Linked DNA regions of Homo sapiens: region 2 is linked to region 1. A link is a loop called in an ENCODE intact Hi-C map of the cell type or tissue named here. Cell type or tissue: natural killer cell. All regions are shown on one strand. Each heading gives the region's core, and the rest is flanking DNA. Links, peaks and the distances in the headings are about the cores only. Region 1 has its middle 69 kb from the start of TEX13D. Region 2 has its middle 120 kb from the start of TEX13D.

What was found. Hi-C counts contacts between places; a loop is a spot of excess contacts. Peaks named below come from ENCODE experiments on the same cell type or tissue, not always from the same donor. Only the 100,000 strongest peaks of a DNase experiment are listed, where the experiment ranks them.
Region 2: it touches region 1 in a loop (2.0-fold over the local background); 3 of 110 quality-filtered maps call a loop at or near these places.

The regions. Positions count from the first base shown.
Region 1 is chrX:124,259,150-124,267,493 of GRCh38, reverse strand. No RefSeq gene overlaps it. Among named protein-coding and RNA genes, the nearest start is that of TEX13D, 69 kb to the left of the region's middle. In natural killer cell, for the core only: no CTCF peak of the experiment used is centred there; a DNase peak (open chromatin) is centred at 3,543.
Region 2 is chrX:124,207,741-124,216,084 of GRCh38, reverse strand. No RefSeq gene overlaps it. Among named protein-coding and RNA genes, the nearest start is that of TEX13D, 120 kb to the left of the region's middle. In natural killer cell, for the core only: a CTCF peak has its summit at 4,586 (motif pointing left); DNase peaks (open chromatin) are centred at 3,214 and 4,564.

The sequences.
Region 1 (8,344 bases), core at 179-8,178:
TGGCCTCACGCCTGCAATCCCAGCACTTTGGGAGGTCGAGAAGGGTGGATCACTTCAGGTCAGGAGTTCAAGACCAGCCTGACCAACATGGTGAAACCCCATCTCTACTAAAAATACAAAAATTAGCCAGGTGTGGTGGCGCTTACTTGTAGTCCCAGCTACTTGGGCAGCTGAGGCAGGAGAATCGTTTGAACCTGGGAGGTGGAGGTTGCAGTGAGCCGAGATCACGCCACTGCACTCCAGCCTGGGCAACAAAGTGAGACTCTGTTTAAAAACAACAACAACAACAAAAAAGAAAACCTATTGTGATTTTTCAGATTCCCTTTCCCTGGTTTGTTCCTTGAGGAAACTATGCAGCAGTGTTTTTTGGACTCAGCACACAGACCAGATGATTTGGCTCTGCAGAGTGGAATGAAAATGATTCTCAACATTTAAGGACCTTTCCCTCCCTATAGTGGGTAGCAATAACAGCAACAGCAATTGGTTTGAGTTTTTTTACACTTATTTTTAAATGACTCCCATATTACCTTCTTTCTGAGGTGATGGAATAACTGTTTTCTCATAGTTTGGTGTGGTTTACTATGAGGTTGCTAAAAGTGAAGAAGGTGTCCAACTGAAAACTTGAGTGTCAAATACCACAAGTAAGAGATGCAGACTAACTAATGTAGGTTGTCTCGGAGTGATATTTACAAAATGTAACACAGTGAATGTAGGCAAGATATGGAAAAGAAGATAAACTAAGATTTAGTGTTTTCATTATTTATGAAAATTGTATAAAGTTACTTTAGCTTTCAGATAAGAGGAAAAGGTGTTATTACTGCCAAAAAGTGCTTTTAAAGAAGTTTCTAATAGAAAGGGACAGATTGAGGTCTCTTTGGGAGCCTGGCTAGGTGTTTTCCAAGAATCTTTCAGAGTAGCAACAACCCAGTGAACTTTCCATTGTGTGACCTTCAGCCTTATGGTCCCAGGAGCCTTACTTTGACAGCATACCCAGAGTAAATTCAATTCTCCAGAAGTCTCACTGTTCATTCAACAGTGTCCTTTAAAATACTGCTATATGCCAAATTCTGTGTTCTGGACACTGAGATATAATAGTGAGCAATAAAGATATTAACAAGTCCCTTCTGATGGGCACATTCTTGCTTCAATTAGGTTAATACATCAACAACCTAAATATCTGTAATTATATGGGTGTGTGAGGTCACACAAAACTTTAATGACCAAATCTGAGCATTCATCCCACTTAACTGCAGAAAATCTAGTCTTTTATCAAGTTCTCCTCCCTATGAATTTTTGAGAGTCCCTAAAGGACACTTAGAAAGTCCTTACATCCATCCTAGTTATCCAGCGCAGTAGGTACTCAGTAAATGATTATTATATGCACAGATTAATTTCGATAATCCATGGCTATTTAGGTTTAAAAAGCACCTTCATGGTTCTTTCATCTTAATCATTTACTATGTGCTCTGCACAATACATGGCACAATGGGAAATAAGAAATAAGACCCTCTCCCTGCCCTCAGGTGGGTCAAATCTTTTACACATGAAACAGAGAGCTTAGAATCCAAATGAGTGATATAGCTAGTGAGCAATCTTGAAGAACTCAATGGGGCATTAGTAGCTAGGTAAAGCCTCACATTTAGAAATGGGATATCCTAACCTAGCAAAAGAAAACAGTTTGAGTTGTGCATAGTGCTTAGACCCCAGTGGTAAGACCCGCCTGGCTGCAACAGAAAGCTTTGTAGGAAACAGATTTGGATAGGTCAGATGGGGCCTGGTTAAATGCCAGGTCTTCAGTGCCAGGTTCAGAGTTTGGGCTCACTAGTAGATAGAAAGGAGCCATTTATGAATAGTTTTATGCAGAGAGAAGCAAAATGATATTGCTAGCATTCTTCTACTAGGATTGAAGGAGATGATAAAGTCAAATATTTCAGACTTCACTGATGAAGAGAAAACTGATACCACTGATGAAAATGGGATGATTTTTATTTTCCCCCTAAAAGGAAGAAATATGTATAAATATATGAGAAGAGTTATTGCAATAAGATTTGGGGTTAGAAAAAATTCAGAATGGCTTTCAAAAATAAGTTATTTCCCAAACTATGCATCTGACAAAGGTCTAATATCTAGAGTCTATAAGAACCTTAAACAATTCAACAGGCAAAAAACAACCCCATTAAAAAGTGGCCAAAGGACATGGACAGACACTACTCAAAAGAAGACATACCAAACATATGAAAAAATGCTCAACATCACTAATTATCAGAGAAATGCAAATCAAAACCACAAGGAGATATCATCTCACACCAGTCACAATAGCTGTTACTAAAAAGTCAAAAAGGCTGGGCGTGGTGGCTCATGCCTATAATCTCAGCACTTTGGGAGGCCAAGACAGGAGGATCACTTGAGCCCAGGAGTTCAAGACCAGCCTGTGCAACATAGCAAAACCCAGTCTCTACAGAAAAATCAAATATTTAGCTGGACATGGTGATGCATACCTGTAATCCCAGCTACTCTGAAGGCTGAGGTAGGAACATCACTTGAGCTCTGCAGGTCAAGGCTGCAGTGAACTGTGATTGTGCCACTGCACTCCAGCCTGAATGACAGATTGAGACCTTGTCTCAAAAAAAAAAAAAAAAAAAAAAAAAAAAGTCAACCAGGCACAGCTCACACTTGTAATCCCAGCACTTTGGGAGGCCAAGGTGAGAGGATCATTTGAGCCCTGGAGTTCAAGACAACCTGGGCAACATGGCAAACCCCATCTCTACAGAAAATTTTAAAAATTAGCCAGGTGTGGTGGCATGCGCCCATAGTCTCAGCTACTTGAGAGGTTGAGGTGGAAAGATCACTTGAGCCTGGGAGGTAAAGGCTGCAGTAAGCCATGATGGCACCAGTGCACTCCATCCTGGGTAACAGAGCAAGTCCCTGTCTCAAAAGAAAAAGTCAAAAATTAACAGATGTTGGCAAGGCTGTGGAGAAAAGGGAATGCTTATATACTGTTGGTGGGAATGTAAATTAGTTCAGCCACTGTGGAAAGCAGCTTGGAGATTTCTCAAAGAACATAAAATAGAACTACCATTCAACCCAGCAATCTCATTACTGGGTGTATACCCAAAGGAAAATAAATCATTCTACCAAAAAAACTCATGCACTCGTATGTTCATCGGAGGACTATTCACAATAGCAAAGAATGGAATCAACCTAGGTGCCCATCAATGGTAGATTGGATAAAGAAAATGTAGTATATATATATATATATATATATATATATATATATATATATATACCACAAAATACTACATAGCCATAAACAAGAATGAATTCATATCCTTTGCAGCAACATGGATGCAGCTGGAGGCCATTATCCTAAGTAAATTAACACAGAAACAGAAAATCAAATGCTTCATGTTCTCACTTATAAGCGGAAGCTAAACATTGGGTATACATGGCATAAAGATGGGGACAGTAGACACTGGGGACTACTGGAGGGGAGAGGGAGGGAAGGGACGGAGGCCGAAAAACTACCTATTGGGTACCATGCTCACTTCCTGGGTGACGCAATCATTCATACCACAAACCTCAGCATTATGCAATATACTCATGTAACAAACCTGCACATGTATTCCTGAATCTAAAATAAAAGTTGACACAAAATAAAATAAGTTCATACAGCAGAGATAAGGAAAGTAAATTAGTTGAAAGTCTCTAATGTCAGATTGCACTAGATTCCTAAATCAACTTTGTCCTGACACGTCTTTCCCACTAATTCTATTCAGTTCAACAAGTAGTAAATGAGCACGCCTAGTGTATACTTAGATCTGTGTTAGGCATTGTGGGTATAGAAAAAAAAAAAAGAGCACCTAGCATGGTTCCAACCATCAGGAGGTAACAATCTGGTGAATAATGCCATCATTATTAGTACCTGATATATGCCAGATTACTTACTAAATGCTTCCTATGAATTTAATTCTCTCAACTACCCTGAGAGGTAGGTATTAGTATCTTCATTTTGTGGATGAAGAAACTAGGATTCAAAAGAAGTCAGAGCCAGCAAGCAACCAGTGGAACCAGGATTCAAATTAAGGTCTGTCTGATATTCTTGCTTTTAACTACTACCACATTATCCAGGGTTTACATGTGTAAAACGATTAAGGAACAAGAGAAGATAATACCGTTCAGCGCTTTGTCTTCTTTGTGGTCTTGTGTGCTTTGTGTGACTGACTAGAGGCAGGTTCATAAGGGGAATGAGATGTGCTGTAGAGTATTACCTCGGGATGACCTTTCTAAGACCTGAGGCGGGTCAGTCTGGAGATGGAGAGTGTCACAAAATTTCAATCCTTCCATACCTTGATTCATTTCTCCTTCTCCAGTTATTTTATTTTTGTTTGTTTGATTGATTTGTTTTTGAGACAGAGTCTCGCTCTGTCGCCCAGGTTGGAGTGCCTGGCGTGATCTCAGCTCACTGCAACCTCCGCCTCCCAGATTCAAGCAGTTCTCCCTCAGCCTCCCGAGTAGCTGGGACTACAGGTGCATGCCGTCACGCCCCGCTAATTTTTTGTATTTTAGTAGAGACAGGGTTTCACCATGTTGCCCAGGCTGGTTGCGAACTCTTGAGCTCAGGCAATCCACCCGCCTTGGCCTCCCAAAGTGCTGGAATTACAGGCGTGAGCCACCGCACCTGGCTTCTCCTTCTCCAGTTATTGACCCATACGCTCCTTCTAGCACCTTGCCTGCTCTACGATTTCACCTTAACCTATCCTTAAGCTAGATATGTAGCCTATCAATGGTCTAGCTTGAGCCAAGGATTGAATGCATAATACCTATTTGAGTCAGTGGGAGGGATGGTTAGCATGTCCCTTACCTAAATTTCAGCTCTCTCAGCCAGGCTCTTGCCTGGGAACTGTAGCAGATAACTCAAGGCTATGTTCGCTGTCAAGTGTCTAGAGCAGCTAGTAGTCTAGTTTAGCGGCCTCCAAATTTTAACACAATCAGGTTTTTAAAGCCCATGCCACCCCAAAATTAAATATGAGTTTATTTATTTACAAATTATTTATACAGTACAACTATATTATTGCATACATTATGATATAAACATATACAGAAATATGAATTTTAAAAGAATTATTAAAACAGCAATACTTAAGACTCTAAATGGTACAAAAATGATTTTGTTCTCACTTAAAATTATTGTTTGATATAATTTATCAAATGAAAGTTATATGACTCAACATTGTTTAATTTTTTTATTTTTTTTTTGAGACGGAGTCTCGCTCAGTCGCCCAGACTGGAGTGCAGTGGCGCGATCTCGGCTCACTGCAAGCTCCACCTCCTGGGTTCACGCCATTCTCCTGCCTCAGCCTCCCAAGTAGGTAGGACTACAGGCACCCGCCACTACGCCTGGCTAATTTTTTTTGTATTTTTAGTAGAGACGGGGTTTCACCATGTTAGCCAGGATGGTCTCGATCTCTTGACCTCGTGATCCGCCCGTCTCCGCCTCCCAAAGTGCTGGGATTACAGCGTGAGCCACCGCGCCCAGCCAACATTGTTTAATTTTTTAAATCTTACGTTACAGCAGTTTGAAGGACTTGTTCTAAATCAGATTATTTGCTAGGTTTTAATAAATATCTTGGTTGAAAAAGAGAGCTCATAAAGATACATAGATTCAAAAAGAAGTACATCATTGTCTATGCTTAATATGTAATCCTGAATGTGTTTTTTACTTCATCCTTCAATTATTCAAACGTGTTTGCTGTAATTTGTCTAATAAATTTTCTTAGTTCCTGATGTCAATCAGCTGTGCCTGCAAACTAATCAGAAGGCGTGATATATTGCCATTTTTAACAAATGGGATCAAAATTTGCCAAAATCTTTCCTTTGAAAAAGCTTTAAAGAGGTTAGAAATGTTTATTTCCAACTTTTAAAATTATGCAGGTACTAGGGGTTTTTATGGTAGGTGGCAAAGCAACAAAACCACAGAGAAGATAGAAACATTTTTCAGCATCCATTTTTAAGATATGCTTTTTTAAAGCATTTACTTTTCACTCATTATTAAAATTCACTTTTTAAAAAACAATATCTTCTGGGTATTGCCAACTGCTTAGCAAGAAAAGATAAGCAAATTTGGAACACTTGTCTTTGTTTAGAAGAAAAATACTGTATGTAACTCATCCCTAAGTTGAACAATTTTTTAAATATTTTCCTCAAGATAACTAGTGAGATCTCAGAGTGGCACTAAAGATTTTCATGGTCAATCTCCATCTCCTTACAAACCATATAAAAGAGTCTATCAGTTAAGATTATATAAACTATAGCCTTCTCCCTGCACAGGTAAACCACAGTATTTTGCAATATACTGAAAGCAAAAAACGAGTGAGGCCATTGCTGAAAATCACTTTGAATTATGAAACCCCTACTCTTTCTGCAGGGTGCTGACAAACATACGTGACACATCTCTAACACAGGTCCAAATGAGTAGCACTGTCAATTGAAAGATTAAACACTAGGAAGTAAGCCAAGCATGGTGGAATCCACCTATAGTCCCAGCTATTCAGGAGGCTGAGTTAGGAGGATCACTTGAGCCCAGGAGTTGTTTTGTTTTGTTTTGTTTTTCTTAGACCCTGGGCTCTAAAAAAAAAAATAGAAAAAGTAAATAGAAATTTTAATGTTTTCTCCACACCCAAATAGATCATCTTGCACAACCCCCGTGGATCCATACATCCCCACTTTGGAAACCACTGTCCTAAGCTATTGATTAAGGGCAAGCCATGAGAATTAAAGCCAAATGAGTAGGTGAGTGGCAGGCAGTGCATTAATTTAAGAGTTGAAAAACTAATGGTCGGGCAGGGTGGCTCATGCCTGTAATCCCAGCACTTTGAGAGGCTGTGGTGGGCAGATCACCTGAGGTCAGGGGTTTGAGACCAGCCTGGCCAACATGATGAAATCCCGTCTCTACTAAAAATACAAAAATTTGCCGGGCTTGGTGACGCGTGCCTGTAATCCCAGCTACTGGGTAGGCTGAGGCAGGAGAATCACTTGAACCTGGGAGGCTGAGGTTGCAGTGAGCCAAGATTGCACGACTGCACTCCAGCCTGTATGACAGAGCAAGACTGTCTCCAAAAAAAAAAAAAAAAAAAAAAAAAGAGTTGAGAAACTCATTCCTTGTCCCCAACCAGGGGAAGGCCATCCCAAGTCTGCTCAGAGCTTGGGCTAAAGGAGGCAAAATAGGATCAGTGGCTAAACTTTATTCTATCATGTGCTAAAAACAATATTTTTCAATTCCATACTGTGAGACATATTTGGGAAAGTAATAGACTTAGTTTTGAAAGAAAAAAGCTAATAAAAAATTCGTCTAGAGTACATCTAAAATATAATTATTAGTGATGGCTAACGTTTCTAATTTTCTTTCTAGACTCAAAGCCATCCCCCATTTATTAATCTTTTTAACCATTACAAGCCTATGAGGTACATATGGTCTTGTGCTCACTTTACAAGTGGGGAAACTGAGGCCCAGAGGTACGATTTAACTTGCCCAAGGTTACAGACCTCCAAAGTAGCAAAGACAGGTTTAGGATCCAAGTCTTGCTGCTCTTCCTTCTGCCTCCAGCCCATCATGGCACACAGCAGTGCCAATCTGTGACTGGCAGCTCAATTCCGATACAAAACTAATGAATTCCACTTCAGGAATTCCTCTACTCTTCCTTGGTTCCTTGCCTTCAAATCCAAAACCAAATGCCACATCCTGGATTTCTGAACTTTCAGGCACTATTAAATCCCCTGAAAATGTACACTTCACTCTCTCCTCCAACGGCCAGGAGCAACTCTCAAAATGTATGTAGTACACAGGTACCACACGCAGCATGGTTTGTTCTCACCTACAACATATGCTTATGCCCATTTCTCCTACTAGACTGTAAAGGGCTACAAAGTGGCCTATACAGTAGTCCTTTCACTTGGGATATGCAGTGGTTCCTCTTAGCCATCACCTGACAGCCTCTAGGTCTGAGAGGCAATGCACACAGTAGGAATTGCTGTAGAATTTTATCATCTACAACATATGTGGACAGAATAAAGGTGAAAATATTAAAATTCCTTTGGCTCTAGCACTTTGAAACTTAATGTAGCATCCTTCACCGAACTAATTTGCTCTTCAAGGCAGCTTATTAATGGAAAAGAGAAATGAAATATTCCTAAGGGAATAATTTCAGTACAGATGAAGGTCAGCTACTCTTTCCTTTAAAGATGTTAGTACCTTGGCATGGCACAAGGCAGCATGACATGCATCTAGCAAATTTACCCACACTTATTTTCCCATATGTTTGTGTATGTATGTGTGTGAGAGTGAGTG
Region 2 (8,344 bases), core at 333-8,332, 52 kb after region 1:
CTATAATAAGCAAGAAGCACACACGCGTGCATGCGTGTACATGTGCAAATATGGAAACTAGAGAATGGCTAAATGAGTGGTTTAGCAGATTAGAAAAAGCCAAAACCCAAGGATGCGGTTTATACTCCAAACCTCAAAAAGCTCAGGTTTTGAGGGTACCAGTTATCTCTGAAAGTGGGAGTTTTGGTATGGAGTTGAAAACAGGATGATAGATTGAACATGATGATAAGAAACAGCCCCCAAATCCCTCCCTCCATCCCAGCAGGGGAGAAAACATTTAAACCAAGCACAGCTGAGGGCCCACTGAGAAGCTATGTTGAAAACTGGGATTAAGTTGGAGTCTGCCTTCTGAACATTGAGACCTCCAGTCCCCATCCTTGACTCAGTTCCCAAAATACTGACAGCCAGGTTACACATGCCAAGCGGAAGATTGGAAGATTCCACTCTGGGAAACTGACTGAACCCAGAGAAATAATTCAGATGATACTGAAGAAGCAGGCAGGATGTCAAATGATGTAGGGTTTTGTAGGCCATATTATAGTTTTTGGATTTAGCCTAAGGACCAGAAAGTCATTCAGGGGTTTTAAGCAGGGGAACAACATGATCGAATTTGCATTTTTTAAAGATGAAAAAGGAGCTAGTGTGGATTTTCAAAAAGTGAAGACCCTGTACCACATTTTGACCAGTTTCAGAGAGGAGGGGAGCTGTGCAGAGATGTGCTGGAGGAGTGCCTATTGGTGACCAAAGACATGGGATGCTGAAGCGATACAGAATGCCACCTGGAAGTTCGTTGGTAATGTGCCTGATCCTGTTTGAGAATGTAGATCACTGGTGGTGGGGTGTTGAAGTGGTAGGTGGGAGAGTAGACTCATGTGGTTTAGAGACTGTTTACATTAATTGAGCAAATAAGTGAAGATTATATTGAAGATAAGTGGCAGGCTTCTCACTGTTGGAGAAGATACTAAAAACAGAAAGGAGGAAGACCAGACCGAATGTTAACATTCTGGGTTGAAATTGGAGGTTTGGGTATAAATTCATGTTTTAAATATATATACTCAGAGAGATATAAAAATAGTTATAGATGTACATATGTGTATATATGCACATGTATGTATTAATATATACATACATATATTTTCCAGCCCTGTCTGCTAAGAGCACCTGCAAGCAATAATAGCCCAGCAGCAATGAGCCCACCAAGAGCTCAGATAATAGTTTTCATATACCACCCTCCACTAAAGAAAAAGTGCTCAAAGAATAATGGGAACAAGTCAAAAGGACACCGAGACCACCTTGAAAGGGGCTCCCAGTGGTCAAATCTGGGAAAATTTGAGCATCAAAATAAACGTTGATAGTAATGGATCGCAACCAATTATACAAAATAGGACTCCATGAGTCCATATTGACATACATACATACATAAATAATAAATAAATAAAGGATAGGGCAGACTATATCTACAAAGATACCCACCACAATATATTCTATCCTATAGGCTGTTCTTACAATGTGATGTTAACAATCTTCCCATCAAGTGGTAAGAGCTATGTCCCCATCCATTGACCCTAGATGGATATTTATGACTGCCTCAACCAACAGAATACAATGGAAATGAAAGCTGTGTGACTTCTGAGGTTGTATTAGAAAAAGGCCATGCACTTCCACCTTGCTCTCTTGGGATACTTGCTGTTAAATCTCAACCCCAATGCTGGGATGAAATCAAGCAGCTACATAGCAAGGCCTCATGTGAGGGTTCTGGCTGGCAGCCTCAGCTGAGGTCCCAGTCAAAAGACAGCAACAACTAGTCAGTCATGTGAGTGATGAACCACCTTGGAACTGGATCCTCTAACCCCAGCTGACTGCCCCAGCTAAAATATCACCTTGCCTAGATTGCAGATTCATGAGCTAAATTCTTGTTGTTTTAAGCCAGTAAATTTGGGTCTAGCTTGATGTACAGCAATAGATAACTGGAACAGAGGAGAAGCCCTTCTGTTCCATACAGTAGAATGCCAACTAATAAGTGTAGAAAGATTGATGGGAATGAGAATCAATATTTGGCCACCATAACATAACTGAATTAACTGCCTGGTTGATTCAGGCAGTTAAGGGTGGTGGGTAGAAGATCGATGAGAAACAGGATGTTGGCATAATCTGGGAATATCTCCCCACAAAATACTGATCAATTACAAAGAGAAAAAAAAGGGACATTGTTATGCTAGAGAAACCTGCAGACACCAATATACCCCGTGATTAGAGTTAACACTACCAGTGACAGGATAGGTTGGCATTGTGTGCTCTCTGATGCAATGCACCAAGAAGAACACAGCATCATTTCTAGGGTATTCCTGCCAAGAAAATGTGGCCTGAGTCTAGTCATAAGGAAACGTGGCTCATCCTACAAAATGTAAAATCAGTAGTTGCTAAAACTGTTGAGGACATGAAAGACAGGAAAAATCTATGGAACTCTCTCCGATTGAAGGAGCCTGAAGAGATACGACAACTAAATACTAGATGGACACTGATGACAACTAATTGCTGGTAACTAAGTGTTCCTGGATGGAATCATGGACCAGAAAGGAAAAGGAGACATTGTTGGGACAGTTGGCAAAGTTTTAATTGGGTCTGCAGATTGAGTGGTAGTGTTGTACCACTGTGGATTTCCTGACCTGGAGAGCTGTATGCTGGTAGGTTAGGAGAGTGGACTTGCTAGGGGAAAGACACACTGGAATATTTAAGGATCATAGAACATCATGTCTTCAGCTTACTCTCAAGTGGTTCAGAAAAAGACTAATGTGTATATATATATACACATTAATATAATAATGTTTATATATTATTTATATATGTAATAATGTTTATATATATATGAGAAAGAGGGAGCAAATGCAGTAAAATGTTAACAAGAATCTAGGTGAAACAGATATGGAAGTTATTTGCACTGCATTTGTAACTTCTCTGTAGGTTTGAAAATATTTCAATATGCAGTATTTTTTAAAACCACACAATTGCTTATTTTACCAAACCATTTCAGATCAAAGACTCATTGCTTAATTTCAACTACTCAACCAATTTTATTCTTCAGGGCAAAGGGGTAAATATACGGCATGCATAACCCCAAACCACAGATATGCAAATCACATTGCAAACCAGGCCCCAATTCATACTAATTCATCAACGTTTCCATGCCTAGTGCTACATCAGCACTCTCAACTCCAACCAAGATACCAGGGTTCACCAACTTCACTTGCAACATTGCAGGTGCTCATTGCACAAAACAGCCCCACCCTCGATATGATGTAACAAAAAGGTTCTCCTTTGTGGTAATAGTCTTTATCTATCATCTGTAAGTTTGGCAAAACTGTAACATCTGTCTCTTATGCCCTTCCCTTTTATTTTCTGCATGGCTCTTCCTTCTGTCACCTCATTTTCTGCTCCTGATGCCCTTATGGCTCAGGTGGTTATTTGTGCTCTTGTAGCTAACATCTTACATAGAAGGCCTGCCCTGTCTTCTCTCGAGATTGTCCTGGTCCACAAACAGATAAGTTTGACTACATGGATATTCAAATAGTAAGTAACTATACAAAAGAAATTCAACAATATTAATAATTAAATAATACAAATTAAACCCCAATGTAGTTATTAGTTTTAAATTAGTACCAGTCTTTACAGCAGCATGATGGTAATATATATTGAGGATCATGAAACTATTCATGCCTTGTGTCATGCATTTTGATACAATAATCCTACTTTTAGAGTAGTTACCAGAAACATTATTCAGAAAATAAAGTGTTATTTATAATGTTGAAAAGATGCAAGTAATATAAGTATGTGATGTTCATGCATTTTTTTCAACAAATAATTACTGAGAACTTTCTATGACCAAGTATCTAATAGAATAGAGCAGTGTTGAAGTGTTATGACAAATCAACACGATGAAATGTTGTATAACCATTAAAATACTAAGTAGAATCACTCATAGAAAAGTGTTTATGGAATGATGTCAAATAGAATTCAAAACTTTATAGACACTACATAGACTATGTACAGACTATAAATTATAATAAATAATATAAAACTGTGTATGGACTGTAAAGTATAAAATTTAAAAATTGTATAGGCGCTATATAAAACTGTACAAGGTATAAATTAAAATATAATAAACTTTGTTAGGTGCTTAAGTATCTCATTTAAATGCTCACAGAAACTCCAGTGTTATTGTCCCCATGGTACAGATAAAGAAACTGAGGCTCATGGGGATTATAATACAACACTAGACTGCGAGTTCCACAAACTAACATTTTTGTCTGTACTGTATCCCGTGTCCAGAACAGTGCCTCACATATACCAGACACTCAGTAAATAGTTCTTGACTACCTGAAGTGGCTGAGTCATGATTGGGACCCAGTTCCCTATCAGAGCTAATACTGTCATTCAAATAAACTAGATCCATCAGGACCTCAGAATGAATTCAGAGATGGGCTTAAAGAGTTTCAAGTTCTTTGCTGGGTTGCAAGAGCCTCATGTCCTTTCCTCTCCTTTCCTTTCTCTTTTACTGTCTGCCCTCTGGTGGAGATACTAATGAGTAGCAGAAGTCACGGAAGAAAGGGCCAGGGTCATCAATGACTGCACAGATCACTTATGTCTTACCTGTATGTAATTAACACCTGTTCTCTAGTTTTGTCTGTTCTCTAGCTGTAAAAACAAGTGGACATATTTTCACCAAATTTGAAGGTTATTTTCAAGATGGTCTGGCTTAAAATACATCATATTAGCACAATTTACTTTGGGGATGCTGTAGGGCACATTGATTATTTTTTTCCTTGCATTGAGCTTTGTGGCCCATCATTTTATGGATTTGTATGAGTTAAGAAACTTACACTTTTTGAATTTTTCTAAAATATCACAGATTAAAGAGAATATTCAAAAATTTCATCAATTTTTCAAAATAACTTTTTTCTCCACACAATGAATAAATTTAAATGCTACAAAATTTGTCCCAAAGATGAAAATATCTTAGTTTCAAATCACCAAGAGTATTTGTTTTCTTTTACCAAGAATAGGAAGTCATAACCAATAGTATTTTAAATTAGAATTTTTATGGATCTGGAAACCCAATTTTAAAGGGACACCCGTGCAAGGGCCAATTGCAAAGACAGGCTCTTTCAAGGGCAAATAAAATTGCAGTAAGAAGAATGCTTGGAGGAAGATGAGAAGAATCGTGTTCTTTCACAGGCAATTGAAACCAAAGTTCAGTTCAAAGAGACATTTGGCTGCTGATCAGGAGATACATGAGATATGAATTCAGATGCTTCTGTAAGAGAAAAGAGTGCTTTTACATTTGAACTCCAAATCAATTATGCCAAAGAATCTACACTAGTTCTATGTCTGGAATCTGAAAGGAGAGTCTAAATGTTTCAAGAGAAAGGTCATGTTGAAACCAATTACTAAGCCCCCAAAGTTACTAAAATTGTTATTAATGGAGCAGTTTCCACAATTCCAATAATTTAAGACAAGATCAGAGCTTAAACTGTGTATGTCAACGGGGTACAATAGGAATCAGTATTTAATTCTCCCAAACCACTGGTTCCTTCAAACTACTGCTTCATCTTTTAAAGGCCGTAAGTACCAAGTGAATATCTTTTTCACCCATGGCTATTAATAAGTCCCAAATGCAAATGCCTCAAATAATTGGCATTGGTTTTTGATAGAGCTGCTTCTCACATAGGCAACACTATGTAATGTGTGCCTGAGTGGTGAGCAACAAGGATTTACCCAAATTTACTCAGGAGTATAACAATAACTATGACCTCTAAAGAAACTTGTTACAAAGTTGGAAATTATTAAAGCTCTGAATTAATTCAACTAGACAAAATCATCATAATGTTAACGTTAGTGTTTTTATTGTTTCTATTAAACTTTATTTAATGATAGTTAATTATTCTCCTGTGGAGCACTGGGAGTCTCCTAGAGTCTCTTTTTTTTCTTGGCACTTATAATGAAGGCAGAGAGTTAACTCCCAGTTTTCTTTCTTATTGACAAAAGAGATCAGCGCATTAAACACTTGGAAAGCCCTCCCCGGTGACTAGTACAGCCCTTGGCAAATAGTAAGTACTTAATAAATATTTGCCAAATGATTTAATGAACCACCCTTATATGAGTTGGAGTTTTTTGGTTGTGACAAAACCCAACTCTGGCTAACTTAGGAAAAGAGGGAATTTATTTGAAGGCTACAGGGCAGCGAACAGGTTTAAGAAGAGACTGGAAAAACCAACTCCTCAGAAACCAAAGCAGAAACCAGGGAGCTCCAGAAGATGTAGAGCAAGAACTGCTTAACACTTTATGCGGTCTTTTTATTACTCCATTCATAGATCAAATTCAAGAGGAAGCTTCTAATTGACCTAGCTTGGGTCCACATCACTACTCCTACACTAGGAGAGGGCAGGGTATCTTGATCAATATTCCTACCAGAATTTATCCAGGGTCAAAAAAAGAATCTTCCCAAAGGAAATGGGCATGCTTCTGCCAAAAGAAGGTAGAATGGATACAGAACAGGAAGGAAGGAAGGAAGGAAGGAAGGAAGGAAGGAAGGGAGGGAGGGAGGGAGGGAGGGAGGGAGGGAGGGAAGGAGGAAGGAAGGAAGGAATTTTTCTCTTTTTTTTCCTTTTTCTTTTTTTTTTTTTTTTTTTGAGATGGAGCCTTGCTCTGTTGCCCAGGCTAGAGCGCAGTGTCTCGATCTTGGCTTATTCCAACCTCCGCCTCCCGGGTTTAAGCGATTCTCCTGCCTCAGCTTCCCAAGTAGCTGGGATTACAGGTGCCCACCACCATGCCTGGCTAATTTTTGTATTTTTAGTAGAGACAGGGTTTTACCATGTTGGCCAGGCTGGTCTCCAACTCCTGACCAAAGGTGATCCCCCGCCAATCTCAGCCTCCCAAAGTACTGGGATTATAGGCGTGAGCCACCATGCCCAGCCAGGAATTTTTCTAAGTATTAAGTAAGAAGGTACTTAAAAGAAAATACTTAGAAAGTTATAAAAATTACTAAGTAATATATTAAAGTATTATCTTAGAGTTGATCCAATCTGATAGGATTAGTGTCCTCATAAGAAGAGACACCAGAGAGTGCTCGTTCTCCCCTCCTCTTCTCCCTCCTTTACCCTCCCCCTCTTCCTTCCTCTTTCCACACAAGCACACCAAGGAGGCCACGTGAGCACACAGAGGGAAGGCAGCTGTCTGCAACCCAAGGGGAGAACACTCATCAGACACCCACCCTGCTGGAACTTGACGGTGGTTTTCCAGTCTCCACAACTGTGAGAAAATAAATTTCTGTTGGGCAAGCCTCCCGCTCTATGGTAGTTTGTTATGGCAGCCTGAGCAGATGAATATATCCACCATCAAAATTGATGAGACAACCGAATAATTTCACAAAAATGCCTTCCAGAGAAAAATACTTAAAATAACTGCTTAGAGATAAGTTGCATTATTTTAGTACATTTATAATTAAAATAGAATAGGCTATAATAACCATCAATCATTACACAGGAATCTCTGAAAGACCTGACTGCCAAAGACTGCTACGTTTTCAATGTTATTATCAAAATATGATACTGGTAATAGTTCAAATTGGTAGGGAAAGCATGAATTGTTCAATAAATTGTACAGCACTACTTGGAAAAAAATAGTTAAACTCTCACTTCATGCCCAAAGCACAAAAAATTATAGATGCTTTTAAAACCTTCATTTAAAAATAAAAGCTCAGACCAGGCACAGTGGCTCATGCCTGTAATCCCACCACTTTGGGAGGCCAGCGCAGTCAGATCACTTGAGCTCAGGAGTTCGAGACCAGCCTGGGCAACTAGTGAAACACCGTCTCTATGAAAAATTAGCCAGGCGTGGTGGCGCACAATTGTGGTCCCAGCTACTCGGGAGGCTGAGGTAGGAGGATTGCTTGGGCCTGGGAAGCAGAGGTTGCAACAAGCCGAGATCATGCCACTCTACTCCCAGAATGGGAGACACAGTGAGACCCTGCTTCAAAAACAAAAATTTTTTTAATTAAAAAATAAGAGCTCAGAAGCATTAGAGGAAAACACTGAAAATATTTTTATAATGTTGGAGTGGGAGATATCTTCTTAAGATTCAAATTCAAAAGCCATAAGAAAAAACATTAACACATGTATGTAAAAATTTGCACATGTATGTAAAAATTTACACATGTATGTGTATGTATGTAAAAATTAACACATGTATGTAAAAATTTTCAACTTCTGTACAGAAAAAGATAACACAAGGAAATTTAGTAGATAGACAAAAGACTGAAAGAAAATATTTGCAGCATATTAAAAAAGAA